Linked DNA regions of Homo sapiens: region 2 is linked to region 1. A link is a loop called in an ENCODE intact Hi-C map of the cell type or tissue named here. Cell type or tissue: CD4-positive, alpha-beta T cell. All regions are shown on one strand. Region 1 overlaps CBLB (Cbl proto-oncogene B). Region 2 overlaps CBLB (Cbl proto-oncogene B).

The links. Hi-C counts contacts between places; a loop is a spot of excess contacts. Peaks named below come from ENCODE experiments on the same cell type or tissue, not always from the same donor. Only the 100,000 strongest peaks of a DNase experiment are listed, where the experiment ranks them.
Region 2: it touches region 1 in a loop (2.1-fold over the local background); 51 of 110 quality-filtered maps call a loop at or near these places.

Annotation. Positions count from the first base shown.
Region 1 is chr3:105,858,150-105,866,149 of GRCh38, reverse strand. All of the region lies in intron 2 of CBLB (Cbl proto-oncogene B), which reads left to right. Among named protein-coding and RNA genes, the nearest start is that of CBLB, 6.9 kb to the left of the region's middle. In CD4-positive, alpha-beta T cell, no CTCF peak of the experiment used is centred here; a DNase peak (open chromatin) is centred at 3,769; H3K4me3 peaks cover 775 bases.
Region 2 is chr3:105,689,240-105,697,239 of GRCh38, reverse strand. CBLB (Cbl proto-oncogene B) reads left to right here. Exons shown (of 19, transcript NM_170662.5): 13 at 3,652-3,746. Among named protein-coding and RNA genes, the nearest start is that of CBLB, 180 kb to the left of the region's middle. In CD4-positive, alpha-beta T cell, no CTCF peak of the experiment used is centred here; no DNase peak of the experiment used is centred here; H3K27ac peaks cover 334 bases.

The sequences.
Region 1 (8,000 bases):
CTTAGTTTTGGGCTTCAGTGTGACCTATTTACGCTTCTGCCAATTTATTCAAATTGTTATATTAAAGTGCTCCAGACAGAATGATGTCATAGTGTCAGAATATTGCAACTTGCTGCTTGGGGTTCAGTTTTGATTTTAGCATTGGATACTTTAGAATAAGGACTATTCAATTGGAAAAATAGCATATATTTGTCAAGCACAATGCTGCCTATCTTGTCTTTGCTAAAGAGTGTGCATTTGAAGGTCACTCTCACTGCCTAAATCATTAGTTGGGGTAAGAGAAGGAATTCAAGGTTTTTCTCTAACTTATCTGCTACGTAAGTGGACAGCAAATGGTTCAGATTCTATAAAGGGGCTGTTCTTTTTCCCCCACCCTCCAACTTTGAGTGGTCAGTGTTTGTACATTTGTGTTAGGACATCAAATCAAAAAGATTTATATAAGGATGTGGTGAGCTATAGTTACTATAAAATCATTATTTTTGAAACATTAAAAATGATGTACACAATTTTGGTCTGTAACTGGTTGTTAACATAAGTTTTATTCACTTTTAATTATTTCACCATGAGTTATGGTAAAATAGATGGTTATTTGATAGTTAAACATCTGCTATTGTTTATTTTATTAACCCTTCTGTGGGTTTAGGTTTAGTCTCTCCAATTGAGAAACTTGACCCAACAAGGAAATCTATTATCAAAAGTCTCTACTTAGTGGGATGTGGGTGCGGGTGTTGGCAAATGTACATTGCCTGTTTGTCTTCATTATTTGTCAAAGATGAAAATGGTTGTGTTCATTTGTGAATGTACCCAGGGGCTTTGTGGAGAGAAATTGCATAAATTATTATGAAAGAATTCAGTATGTTTATTTTTACTGTAAGATACAGTAAATAGAAAGGCATTGATAATTACTAATTGGCAGTATATAAGTGTGTAGTACAGAAACATCCCCCTCTTTTGTTTATCTTTTCTTATTTGTTAGTGGTGAAGGAAGTGGCTCATAATATCAACATTGTCCTGATGATTACATCAGGAACTTTATTATTAGTTCTGAAGTTAATCCCTTGACACATTACCTTTTTAAAAAAATAACTGCAATAGCATGAATTTAGTTTGTGAATAACAGAAAATAGCAATTTTCAAGTCTAATTGGTAGGTATGTAAAAGGCAGAGTTAAGTGTATAGTTAATATTTTTTTCTTATGAAGCCTCTTTGCAAGGGTAGATCTTGGAAGTATAAATATGAACACAAGCTTCAATTTCAGTGTGTTTCAGCTACCAATAAAGTAAAATAACTATTTTTACAGGGAATAATGAAGCAGTCTTGGGTTGTAGGGGAAATATCTAGTGAGTATGTAGTTTTACCATTTCTTGGCCTCTGGAATTTAAAATGGTCAATTGAAATTCTTTCCAATTAATGTTCTGTTTTCAGAGGGCAGGCTTTTGCTCTAAGGTCACTGAGAATAGGAGAGCGTAATTGCTCAGTTGTGTTCCTTATAAGATGTAGAGTGTTTTGTAACAGAAAATCAGTAGCACAGAGTTAGCATAGTCTATGTTTTGAGGAAAAGAATAGTAGATAGTAGCATATCCCAAAACATCCCATTACAGATTTTCTGGCCTTAGCTCTGTGTATGTGTAATTTGATAGCCGACCCAGAAGCCCTCACATCAGTGGATGCTTATTTGATACAGTGATAGAAGTATTAATCATGAATACATATCTAGGTTCAAGTGCGCCAGAATGAAATGTGGAGTCTGTTCTGAAGCTACTCAAGAGACAAGGTTTCTTAAACACTTAATAAACATTTTTTGAGGGCCTACTGTGTTTCCACTGAGTGCTCGTTACTGGGGATATGAAGCTAGACAAGACATAATCCCGCCTTTGACCTGTCAAGGAACTCAGAGAACAGTATCAGAGCCAAACACATAAATGGATAATTGCCATGTAGTATGGAAAGGGCTATATTACAAACCCCAAGTACAGTGGGAACAGAGTAGAGAACATCCTCCTTGTTTTTCTGGCCAGTGTTGAGACAGTTTTCTGTCTGGATTCTGCTGGCCATTGCCTTTTAGGAACAGCATTATTGTGTTCTTGTTGGAAATGCTGAGGTGAGAGTAAGGAAATGATTACTAATCAGTATGGTTGGAATGATAATTTATTAATGTGAGGTTCCTGAGCATGGTTTTCATAAGAATCTTAGCCAGGTGATGGAAAATAGAAGAAACAATTTTCCATCTAATAGATACTAAATGTACTGAGCATACATGGATGCTTAGGAAATTAGAAAATAATTAATTGATGCTGAAGAGCAAAGCACTCTGAGTACCTGCCTCAAATTTTTGTTTTGCTGTCCTCGTCATTTATTTTAAATTACATTACCAAAAGAATTTAAAAAGCATTTAGGAAGTGATGATGCCCAGTAGGCTTTTCCTGCCTTTTGCCCTCAGTCTATTTAGTACATTTTTCAAGCTTGAAATATAATTTACACTCCTTTTAATTTAATTGTGATCATAATATATTTTAAAGTTTGTCAATCAAGGATGCTTGGATTATATATAAATATTTTAAAGAATACAAGTCAACTTTCTTTTCTAAGCTGAGTTCCTCATATCTCTGAAAGATATTCCATGTGGACTAAGACAGGTTTTAGATGCCTGTTGTTTGTGTTTACTAAGTTGGAGACTCTTACATTCCTAGAGCCTTAAAACCAGGGATATCATTCATTTGAATTATACTTCTTGACGTATTTCCTTTTCCTCACTGAAGTTGTTCCACCTTAGCAGAATCATGGGTTGTGGTAGACTTGGTTAGGGGATAATAACAAATTGTCTGGACAGTTTTGTTTAGTACTCAGTTCAGTTTTGAATTTGTGTTGTGATAAATGAAGTGATCCCAAAGTTTGGTACATGACTTCTTAGAAAAGCTATTGATAAAGTGAAAGATTTAAAGGAATCATATGAAGACTTACCTTGGTTTATCCCTGTGATATAAGGCATTCATATAATGCAGGCCTTAATCAGTTAGTAGTCTTTTAAATATTACAGAATTTTTAGCATTGAGATTTTGAATCTATTTCTTTCTTCTTTTTAGAAGGTGCTTTATGTGCTATCTGTTGATTTCATCATTCATTTATCAAATCTCAACTATGGAAAGACAGACATTTCCAAATAGCTATGCCATAGAGTAAAATGTAGTAAGTGCTTTAAGGTAGTATAAATAAAGTGCTGAGATGTAGTACGTGGTAGAGGTGAACCGTTGCTTGCTAAGGGTGAAAAGTTGGTGTAGAATGAAGCATGGAGGAGGTGCTGGCCAGCTCATGGGTTGGAGTCCAGTGAGATGGAGGACATGTTAGGTTGAAGGAATGATAGATTGTTGAGTAAGAGAGGGGAAGTTAGGGTAAGATGATAGAGGTTTTGATTGCTTTTGTCAAATAATTTTGTCTTAATTTATTTGGTAGAAAACCATTGAAGGCTGTTAATCAGGGAGGGAAAACTTCAGGGCTGTGCTTTGATAGAATACTTACTTGACTCTGTAAAGCTTGAATTAAGAGAAAAAAACTGAAAGCAAGAGTAATGATCAAGAGGAATTAAAACAGTCTGGGCAAGAAATAATGAAATGCTGGCCTAGATACTTGGAAGTAGGTGTAGCAAGTGTTGGTTCAGATGTGGGAGGCATTTTGGAGGTAAAATCTACAGGTCTTGGTGACCCCTTAGAATTAGAGGATGAAAGAGAAGGTGCAGTGAAAGTGACTCTTGAGGTTTTCAGCCTAGTTGACTCCGAAGGCAGTGATGCACTTAATGAGGTAAGGAACGTAAGAAGGAAAAGAGGAAGTGTGCGGGTTAGTTTTTGGCCATGCTAAGTTCAGTGTACCAGAGTGAATTTCATTTAAAATCAGAAAATTAAGTGTACAGTTCAAGAGAGAAGTAGAAACAAGAGACACATATTTGGTAGATATTCTCATAGAGATAGCATTTCAAGCTATATAACTGTCAGAGATTTCGGAGGAAGAATAGAGGGAGCAATGCAGAGAAAAAGTCAGATAATTGAATTCTGGGGAGATTGAGGGGTGTAATTAAATACCAGAGAAGGAAAGAGAATCCTACATAGATTAGTGATGAGAAAGGTAGAATTAAACCATAATGACATCCTAGGTACAAACAGCTTTAAGAAGAAGATAAAATCTGAAGTTCTGATAAAACTAAGTTCAGATTCAAGTAGAGAAAACCAAACAGGGTGAAAAATTAAGAAGTCATTGAATTGTATGATTAGAGGCCATTATTGACCTTTGTGGAGCAGTTTAACTTATGTGATGGGGTGAGATTAAAATGAGTATGTGGATTATTTAAAAATTGTTCTAGAACTGTAACAACAATGAAAAGGAAGGGAGTTCTGTTAGCTTGAGGATTTGAACATCATTGAAATAACTCTGTGTGTGTGTGTGTGTATGTATGTGTGTGTGTGTGTGTGTGTGTATGTGTGCACACACCATAGGAGAGGTTCAAAGATTGGTGGGAAAAAAAAAAGATTGATGGGAAAGGATGTAGTTAGGGAATGGCCTAAGATGCAAGGGAAAAAGAAATAGTTGAAGCAGTAGCATTCTAGATTAAACTGTGGGAGGGAAAGAGTAGGAACAAGTAGAAGGGTTAATCTTGGCGAATAAATGTAACTTCCACTTACACAGGAGGAAAGCAAGGGAATATACAGAGAAGTTTTGAGGGAATTTGTAAATTTTATATTGGGTTGTCAGGAAGTGATTTAAGGCATAATATTTATAATGTTTAAACCATGTTTTTAATTTTTATATCATGAAATATGCAATATATGTATTTTAACTAGTCTTCTAGCATTTAAGTGGGTAAATAAGTAAAAAATTAAAATGGAAATCAATTCTCATCTTTAATATTAAGTTTATCTTATTATACACTTGCTGTGACTTAGAGGATGCCACAGTGCTATTTTTATCTACTCTGCTTGGGCATATATTAATAATATTATTACAATTTTACTAAAGGTTTTTTTTGTTTTTAAGTATTTGTAGGTTGCTAATTTTTTTCAAGTAATGAAAGACACATTTTGAAAATATCCAACACATTTTATAGGTTTTTAACATAGTTACATTTAGATGATTGTTGAGCTTATATTATCTTACAGTATCAATGAAAAAAGTATTAATAGTTATAATATTCTACCTGTTAAAAGATTTAAAAAAATATTAAAGCCCTACGTCTTTTCCTGAGAGCCTCTTGGGTTTGAAGAAACCAGAGGATTCCATGTCAGCTGACAGGAACACTGACCTGGGCTTAGCCTTATTTCCTGCTTTTCTGCACAGAACATTCCAGGCTTTTTAAGGGTTTTAGGCAGCATGAGTAACTTTATGAGCTAAAAGAGCTTCTAAAAATCATGATCCTCAACAAACTGTTCAGTGCCCTTGGTCTAATTTTCATACCTTTGCAAAATCTGCAGGGATTTTGCCTTGTGATGGAATGTAAAATATGGAAGGGAGAAGAAATATTAAGAAGGAGATAGGGCTAACTATGTTCTGGACACAGTGCATAGCACTTTACATTTCCTCTTGTAAGAATTATAATATCCTAAGAGGTTTCCCGAAGAAGAACCCTGCCCAAGGTTGTAAAGCTAGTAAATGTTAGGGCCAGATCCTAGGTTTGCTTGATTCTAATGTCTGTGTTCACAGTATGAAGAGTGAAGCACACTGCTCCATGGAATAATATGATGCTTCCTTTTTCCAAAGGAAGTAAATCAAAAGGGCATTTCCCCTCCTCCACTTCCATATTTGATATTATCAAATTCTTCTCCAAACTTTGTACTCATTTTTAGGCAGCTTTATTCAATGTAGTTGTGGATATGCTATTTGTAATATAATTTTCCTGAGAGGTTCGTCCTTACCTTGTTTGCTTCCTCCTCCTCTTCCTCCTTTCTGCCATCAAATATTTGTTGCACATCTACTATATGCAAAGTTCCATATTAGGTGATAGAGAGAGACCAATGAGAAAGACTGTTCTTCACTTTCAAGGAAGTTCCATTCTCATTTGGAAGAAAGAGAGTGAACAGAATACACAATTGATATTTTAATTACAACTAGTCAGTTCTTTAATGGTGCTTCTTAATGTCAATCTTCTGAAGACATCTTCGTGGAAAACCATAAAGGTCTTGGTAATTTTCTGTAAATTCAGCTGTGCTGGACTCATGATCAATTTTATATGCCAACTTTGTTTTGCCCAATTAATAATCTATTAAAAAAGTGTATTTTTATACTTTTTTACACTGTACATTTTTATACTTAGTAAAATACATTTTTATAATTTTTATATTTAGTAATTATTTGCTGCATTAAAATGGAAAGAACCCAAAGAACTCTTCGGTACCTGTTATTATAAAGAGAGAGATATATATATACTTTAGGTCACTGTAATAAGAAACCTCTTCTAACATTTATAGGAGGAGGACAGGGCTTTCTTTTTTTTTTTTTTTTTTTTGACACGGAGTCTCACTCTGTGGCCCAGGTTGGAGTGCTGGAGTGCAGTGGCACGATCTCGGCTCACTGCAAGCTCCGTCTCCTGGGTTCACGCCATTCTCCTGCCTCAGCCTCCCAAGTTCCTGGGACTACAGGCGCCTGCCACCACACCCTGCTAATTTTGTTTTTGTATTTTTAGTAGAAACAGGGTTTCACCGTGTTAGCCAAGATGTTCTCGATCTCCTGACCTCGTGATCCGCTCGCCTCGGCCTCCCAAAGTGCTGGGATTACAGGCGTGAGCCACCGCGCCTAGCCCAGGGCTTTCTATATTGTTTTTAAGAATGAGGCAGTTCACTTGAGAGTATATGACTTGATTCAGTGTAACTGAATGCTCCATGAAGTGAGGCGTGTTTTATAATGAAAGTCTTATAGTATAGGCACAATTCCTTACTGTTGAAATTTTCATTTTATTTGGTAAGAGTTCTTTCCTATGTTTCACAGGCTGGTTTGAACCTTGTTTGCAAGGAATGTACTATCTGATCTAATACATTTTTATTACCTTTTGGCTGGAAGTTTTAATTAAGGCGCAGTCAGAAAACTCTTTAAATGCAAGATTATTCCAAGAATAAGTAATGACTTTGAAAATTCTTATAGCATTAGTAAATCCTGTTTTTGTATTTGTGCTTTTGCTTTGATATGGTTGAATATATGTATCTAAATACATATTTATGTATTGGAATGCATAGCCAATATATTAATAATATATTTTTATTCATGTGAAACAATGCATGTACAGAGAGAGTCTCCTTAAATATTTCTAATACATTTAAGCAAATACAAAACTCAGTTGTATATTGGTATGGAGACAGTTCCTGATTCTCAAGTCCAGCTATCAGGGTTCTGAGCAGTAACCTTAGTTAGGTTCTAGTTCTGTATTTCAATATTGACACGTCAAAAGGAATTGGTCCTGGTAATTTCCAAATTTTTTGAGTCAATGGCTATAGTGGAATTTTCAGCCTAATTCCAATAATAAATGTTTTGCCTTTTAGTTCAACAGAAAAGAGCAATATTGCTATTGAACCAATTCTTTTATGCACCAATCGGTGCCCTACAAAGTTCATCATTTTATAATGTGACTACAGATTTGTTCTTTGTCAAAGCTCTTCTGTGTTAGTACCAAGCTTCATTCTAGGAAGCAATTTAGGTATTTCTAGAAGAGGTGTAACCATTTGAATCTGAACTTGACCCTGGTGGTGAGCTTGATTTTCTCTCTAATATACTGCCTTTAGAAAAGCAATTTTTCTTTCCTGGCTTTTGCAGCTCCTTGCACATAGCAGGTATTCAATAAATATTTATTGAATGGAATTGAATTTGACCTGCTTAGAAGTCATAGTCCTGATGTAGGGTTATTCATTTTTGGCAGAAGCTGTCATAAATCACAGGGTTTAATAGTAATCCAACTGATGAACTGCGCACCCAGTGGCATACCGTAGTTCAGCATTGTATGTTGCACTTTCCCAAGTGCAAATTTAGAA
Region 2 (8,000 bases), 170 kb after region 1:
TACTTCTTTCACAAGTCTACACTTCCACTATTTTCTTAGTTCTTCAACCTCATTACCTAATTCAGCTATATGAGTACCTAGGATGTTCAAGACACTCTGGGGAATACAAAGAGGAATAAAGCACAGAAAAGCTAGTCAGGATGAGACAGGCATGTGATTAAGAGGTAAGGCATATGAGAAGCATCCAGAAAATGTGTGGGATCCCCAAGAAGAAAAAAAATTCCAAGATGCAGGACTGAAAAAGGAATAAAGAAAGCTTCATGCAAGAGGGTCACTGGCTATAAACATTAAAAGATTGGCAGCTGTTGTTTTTGTAGGTATGACAGAAAGAAATAGCATGGAGGTGGGAGAATATGTATAGTAATAATGTAGTCAGTTTTGGATAGCCTATAGCATAAAAAGAGTAGGCAGGTGAGGTAAGACCATGGCAAGGAAAGTTAAAACCAATTATGAAGTGTCTTGAATTCTACATTAAGTAATCATAATTTGGTAGGCAGGAAAGAATATTTAAAGTTTTCTTTTCTGGCAGAGGAATGCTAGAAACAGAATTGGGAATTTAGAAGATTTAAATTGGTAGCATTTCCAATGCAATTGTGATAGATTTCAGACAGTGAGCTAAGAATGCAGAGGACAAAAAAATGTTTCTTAGTTGAGGATTCAGTGAGGTTTCAGTGTGAACTGCTTCAGTTGATACTATCAGTCTGTGCATTTGAGGAACTATAGTTCTTTTTTACCATTTGCAAACAGGTTTTTCAGATATCTGGAAAATATATAAAGTATTTATTTTTAGCCCCCAAAGTTGTGATTTATTGTACTCACTCAGGTAGTGGCAGCTAAAATGATTTTTGGGTGTAAAGAAATGGTTGCAGGTGAGAACATGAAATTCAGAATGACATAATGTTAAATCTTGTCCTCTAGCCACCGTCAATAAATATGAACAGCCATTTTAGATGAACGGAAACATGATCATCATTTTATAAAGTACCTGCGCATTTAGGTCCTTTGCTATCTCAATCTACTAATTAGGAAAGAACTATACAGTTCTATTCCAAGTTTTGTATTAGGCGTATTGTCAACTCTCAGTACATATTTATGAACAGTTTATAGGAATAACAGCCATTAAGCAAATTATATATATGTGTGTGTGTGTGTATGTGTATATATGTATGTATGTATATATATGTATGTGTATATATATAACATATATATACTCACACATATTTGCTGAGAGTATTTCAGTAATAATGAATTTCTTTCAGCTAAACCTAAGGAAAGTGATTTCACTAGTTAATACTTCCATTAATAAGTGCATCTGAGCCAATCAGCAGTCAATATTAATTTAAGCCTTACTGTGTGTAAAGCACTGTAAGGCATATGCTATAAAATGGTAAAGGAGTAATAGAATTTTTGTCCTGAAAGAGGCCCAGTGTGGCCTAAATTCTCCTTGACAAAACGTAAGTACACAGAACATGAGCAAAATATTATCAGATGCCAAACATCAAATGAATGGTTCAGAAAAGACACTACAGCATTTCAGTGGCCATAGAAATCCTTTAGTTACTATACATCAGTAACAAATGGTATTTCTGAAACAGTTAGAAAAAGTGACATTTGCATTTTAAAGCAGATTAATGGATTGTTTCAAAAAATTAGGAATAAGTCACTTAATTTTCTTAGGTATTGCCCTCCAAGAGTAAGTTACCTCATTAATTGTACTTTGTGGCTTTACTAGTGATAGACATCATTGCCTGTATGACTTGTCTTCATGAAATTTAATAGTAGTACATAAAAATATGCAAACTCTGTTATTAGTATTTTATTCTCATTTACCTAATGTGCAAGATGAAAGCAATTTCAATACCAGTAAATGTTTGAGTGTATTGGTATTTTTTAAAGATACGTTCATAATGTTCTGATTATAAAATCATAGTTGGTTTATTGTTAAATTAGAGCCAATACAGCTGAAACTATTATTCCCATATCTGTCTTTTATTTTATTGTTGCTGAAATTTTATTAAGCATCTATCTATGTTGGATGCTTTGTCCTAAAATAACAAACTATTGCATATAAAATCCACATTACATTTTCCCAAATGAGTTTTATATGTATTTGTAATATGAATTAAGGAAATTTGATTGCAGATATCTTACATTGTGTCTATTCCTGCAGCATGCAAAGAATTCCAATGAAGAATGACTTCCAATGCTCAATATCACAATGAGCGTTTGTGGTTTGATATGTGTGTTTGTCTGTTAAAAGGCCTTTTTTTATGTTAAAGGATTTTATTAAACTTCAAAATGATTAATATCTATTAGGAAATTTCTTCTTTCTGGCACACTTCAGAACACTTTGCCTTGTTCTGTTATTTGGCCACAGTCAAAAGCCCAGATAAAATCATTGTATTTAAAGGTAATATTTTGTCATGGTATGGCTACAGTATATTGAGTCTAATGAAGGGAAACATGAAAAAAGAGAAATTGGTACTAAAGCATAAGACCAGTCTCTAGTGAAACTTTAAAGCTATAAAATTTGATTTTGTAGCTTTGAAATACGAACGTTGATACATTTCAAATATGTTCTTTAAACTTGTTTCTTATTTTAAGTTGATAGGTAAGGGTATGGTCTTTTAAATTTTGTATTCTAAAGCTTCCACATCATTTTAGAAATATGATGGGGGAAAGTAATTGGTAAGTCCTTGACTGAATTATCTAGCACTGCTCAAATTACTTTACATGTATTTAGCCCCACCATCAGTCTACCTATTAAATATGAATTAATAAGAGTTTGCAAAATAACTCCATGATAAAAATCTAATGATTGCTTATAGGTCTTAAAATGTGTTCAATTTTTTCTTGTGAATATGTTTCTGCAAAATTATCCTCTCATAACCGCCCCCCTTTAAGTTGCTGTAATTTCAAATTGTAGGAGAAACGAACAGTTTTTCAGACATTTCCTGTAGTGTAACAGAAATCTAGACATCAGAATCTCCTAATTCAGAGTAATTGAACACTGGCTTTGGATGGTCCCATATGAGCAAGTTAGAAATTGTGGTTTGTGTGTTCACAAACTGAAAATTTTGTTTAAATTTGCCTGCACTTGGAAAGCCAGAACAGGTCTCTAGTTATCATTAGCACAGAAGCTTCAACCATGAAAGAACAAAGGCACTTCTGATTATATTAATGTACTGTTTCATCAGAAAGTTTAAGAATGTTCCGTTCACCATGGAGAAATATAATTTAGAGCACTTTAATTTGGAAGGAATTAAAAAAAGAATAACATCAGTGCTGCTTTTTTCTTTACCCCTTATAGAGAATGCTAACTTTTCAATAAAAACTGATCATAGTTGGTGAATTTTACTGTCTACCTATTTAGCCATTAATATCTGTATCTGGTGTATATAAATTATAGTATTCCCTCTCAGTGTTTAAGAATCATGGTGTAACATTTTTATTTTTTGTGTAAGCTTGAACCCCTTTGGGCAGTGGTGAATCATCAGTGTGGTGCTACTGACTCCTGAATAAATTGTATGACATTTCACTTATTTAAATATACTGAACTTACATATTGTCTTCAGAATGGTAGAGCAGCTATGGCTTTAAGGTCCTTCAGAAGTTAAATTCTTGGAAACTAACAATTTGATTTACTTTCAGGTCTTTTCCAATGGTCACCTTGGAAGTGAAGAATATGATGTTCCTCCCCGGCTTTCTCCTCCTCCTCCAGTTACCACCCTCCTCCCTAGCATAAAGTGAGTTTTGTTGAATTTGGAGATCACTTGTCTATGCATCAAGATATGGTAGAGTGGTTTTGAGAGGTTCTCAGTACAGACACTACATGATGAATAGAAAGTCATTGATAGTAAACAGCCAGCTGTATTTACAAACTAAATTACCATAAATTAAGATCCTTCCCTATACTTTGCTGGTAACCACAACATCTGTGAGACTTACCTAAACTCTTGAGGTTACATAGAGCAACAGGGAGAGAAAGCTACGCATTCCTTGCATCAAAGAGGGTAGAGTAGCACAATGAGGTATCCCTTCAAATTTACCTCTTCTCCTCAGAGGTATCCCATTTTATCTCAGCTTCCCAGTTTGACATCATAAAATAATCTTTGGTTCCACCAGGTTTCTCATTTCTCACATCCATTCAGCTACTAAGTCCTTTTGATTATTCTTTTGGAGTTTTTCATATTCCTCTAATCTTCTCCATTGCTCTAGCTTTGCCTCAGAGCTGGACAACTGAAAGAGCCTTTTATCTGATAATCTCTTATGATCGGAGAGTTAGTATCAATGGGTTTACGGCTAGTAAAATGAGATAACTGGGTATCTCATTTGAAAAATGGGGCCCCAGAGGCACACTAGATATCTCTCATTGATATCTTCCCAAGTTAAACCAGGATAAACTGGATATCCCAATTCTAATTTTCCTGCTCTTTATATGAAGTCAGGATGTCTGCCTTTCCTCCGGTATATTTTGTTCACTGTAACTGAGTTCATTTAATTTAACTTCTGCCTTCCCCAGGTCACCTTCCCACTCAAAAACTAGCATTGTTTCCCTTTTTCCATTAAATTAACTCTATGCACTTCTGCTAACAGTAAGATCCTACAGAATTTTACCCAACTAAAATATTTTTTAGTGATTCCTAATACTTGCCCTGTAATTATATCTGGATTGTTTTTTCTGACTTTGTGAGATTTTTATGCTGTTCCTCCTGTGCTTCACCTTTTCCTAATCTTTATCCTAAAGGTCCATATCTCAGACTCTATTTCTTTGTGAAATGTTCTGTGACTTCTTCAATTGTAGTGATTAAGACTGATTTACATTCCTCTTCCTGCAGTTTATTTCCTACTCATTTAATTATATACTCTGCCATACTGTTTTCTAATTTTAATGTGACTCTCCAATTGAAAAGATTACAAGACTTTGAGGACAAAAACTTTGTGTTCTCTATCTCCCATAACATCTTACTGTATTTGATATATACTAAGTAAATGATTTGCATATAGTAAGTAAGTACACAGAGAATACGTGGATGCTTGGTTTATTGATTTAAATTTTATCTGCTGAGGTCCTTATTTACAATAGAAGGTCTTAGAGCTTCTTCATTCCTTCATCTGCAGTTCACTGAACTCCCACTATACATATCAATGCAAAAGAAAAATAAGGTAGATCCCAGCCCCCCAGAAATTTACAGTCTACTTTAGAAAATAACATTAATGTATATGAAATCATTAGAGAATGGTGTGCACTAACATTTATAATGCTAACTTAGTAGTTTCAAATGAGTTTGGAGGAGAGGCTGTTATAGACTTTGTGAATGAAGGATGTCATGGAGGGATGGGCATTTCATGACTCATGAAGTACAGGCACAATTGGGAAAGGCAGAATGTGAGAAAAAACAAGGGTGTGAAATTTGGCATCATTCAGGGGACGGTGGGAAACTCAGCGAATTAGATCATTCTCCAGTGGGAACTTCTCTTGGAACTGCGAGATATTTAGCAGGCATAGGAGTTGGAAGCAATTATACATACTCTGGGTAGTAGGCTCTAAATCAGTGACAACATATGATTATATTCTAGTGCTAAATGAACTCTGGATATATGTGCATGTAATAAAACATCTAAGCTCAATTACCTTTGATAACTCAGAGAACATTAGAAAATGAAATCTTGCTAATTAGAGATTAAATGTTCACATTCTGTTTATTAAATTCATATTGGCAAGCGAGCTGGAAGTTGCAGTGTGCTTCATTTGTATTTAACATTAAATACCTGCTTCTCCTGTAAATGAAGCAAGAATAACAAATTGATAGTAAAATGTATTTTTTCTAATACTTCAGTTGGTAAGTGCATCTAAAATTAGTCATACTTTCTCCCTATTTACTCTTGATTTTTCCCTCAGAAACAGTGCAATTGTTTCACTTAACTAGAGAAATATTTTAACAGTGCATGCTTGCCAGCAAATTAGTTTTCAATTTTGCATGCTGCAAGTCAGCCATAGTTAGCAGTACAAATGCTAGCTTTTAATGGCACAGTTATCTCTCCAGTTTATTTTTGTTTCTGACTCTGTGGGTAGCAGTTGTTCACTGTAGACAATATGCAAAGTATATAAGAGAAAGAAAAAAGTGAGATACATAAGCACAAGCATATGCATATGCTAAATATCAATGTCCAGAGTTTTAACATTTTGACATTTTTTATTTAAACTTGTTTTTACCTTATTTAGATTATATGGTAGAGATAATTTTATGCCCTCCTTTCTTAACATTATCATAAGCATTTTTCTTAATTGTTTAGTTATGCATTGTGTTTATTACAAAACCAGCATGGAATGCTGATGTGAACAGTAGAATAAAATCAGACTGTGTACCACACCTGACTCCGCCATTAAGTATTTGTCTTTTTTTTTTTTTTTTTTGAGATGGAGTCTCACTCTGTCGCCCAGGCTGGAGTGCAGTGGCGCGATCTCGGCTCACTGCAACCTCTGCCTCCTGGGTTCAAGCGGTTCTCCTGCCTCAGCCTTTCAAGTAGCTGGGACTATAGTCGTCCGCCACTATGCCCGGCTAATTTTTTTATTTTTAGTGGAGACGGGGTTTCACCATATTGGCCAGGCTGGTCTCGAACTCCTGACCTTGTGATCCACCCGCCTCACACTCCCAAAGTGCTGGGATTACAGGCGTGAGCCACCATGCCCAGCCTTTGTCTTATTTTTAACAGGAAAACTTCTCTGGGCCTTTCCCCATCTGGTAGAAGAGAGGATCAGTTTAACTTAAATTATCTCCAAAATCCTTTTGAGATTCAGCTTTTTAGGTTCTATACAGTGTGTTTTTTTAAAGGATACTGATGGCAAACCTGACAATAACAGTGAGTCAAGAGTCTTGGCTGTGGATGGTCTTAGAACAGAGGTCTTAGCAAAATGCCACTCACAGAAATAGGAATGTCAGATGTTCGAGAGTTCATTTCCATCTTAGACTCTTGGTATATGTTTCAAAATCAGGCCAAAGCAAAATTACGCATTCCTACCAAACATACACTTCTGTAGTTCTTACAAATGTTGAAAACTCCAATGTTAAATCCAAGAATGTCAAAGCTAACATTTACCTTACATTTATACTATGTTGTTATAAATATTTACTGAAATAGAATTGTTAAATATTTGATATTGTTTACTCTGATTCCCATTTACATGATGTCAGAGGCTGCTGTCATAGTGTTTCCTGTTAAACTGTATCTTTGCAATTATTTGACTTTTATTGTGTAATTTGTCTTGAGACCTAGAAGAGTATGAAATTTACTTTTAAAAAACATACTGTTGTAAAAGCAATCTGAAATTATTTGTATCTATATACTTAATTTTTCTAAATTAATGTTTTTTTCTAAATGGTTTCTGCTTAACATCTTTGACACTTAGCTATAAATATAAAATTTTAAGTAAATCCTAGAAACATGGGTAATTATTTTTTTGGAGGGAGAACAAAATAATCCTATGTGGATTCTTTTTACTTTATAGTTTAAATTATTTATTTACTAAATTATATTTATTTTGAAATAATTTGATTTTTCAAAATTAAAACTAAATGATACTCTGAATAGTTAAGGAAATATTTATTTTACTTGGCACACAATAGATTGGCAAATGAACAGAGGCATTATTACAAGTAATAATGGAGTAATTACTTCCAGGTAAGATAATGTTCTGAAATGCTGAGGAATATCTTTTTTTTTTTTTAAGAATTTTTTTTGTGTGTGTGCCTTGTCTTTTAGAGATGGACCTTTTGTACTTTTGATATATTAAACTTAGGCTTTCAAATAGCCATGAATCAATATTACTTGGTTTTGCATTTTTGTAAGAAAGGTTTTTTTGTTGTTGGAGGTGGTATTATCTATTTTTATGAATATATATTCTTATAATATATATTTTTCTAAAGAGATAAGTCCTTGTATTTTTGGTTCCATAAACAGAGAATACAAATTTCACCTAACTGTCCTGTTTTCATTCA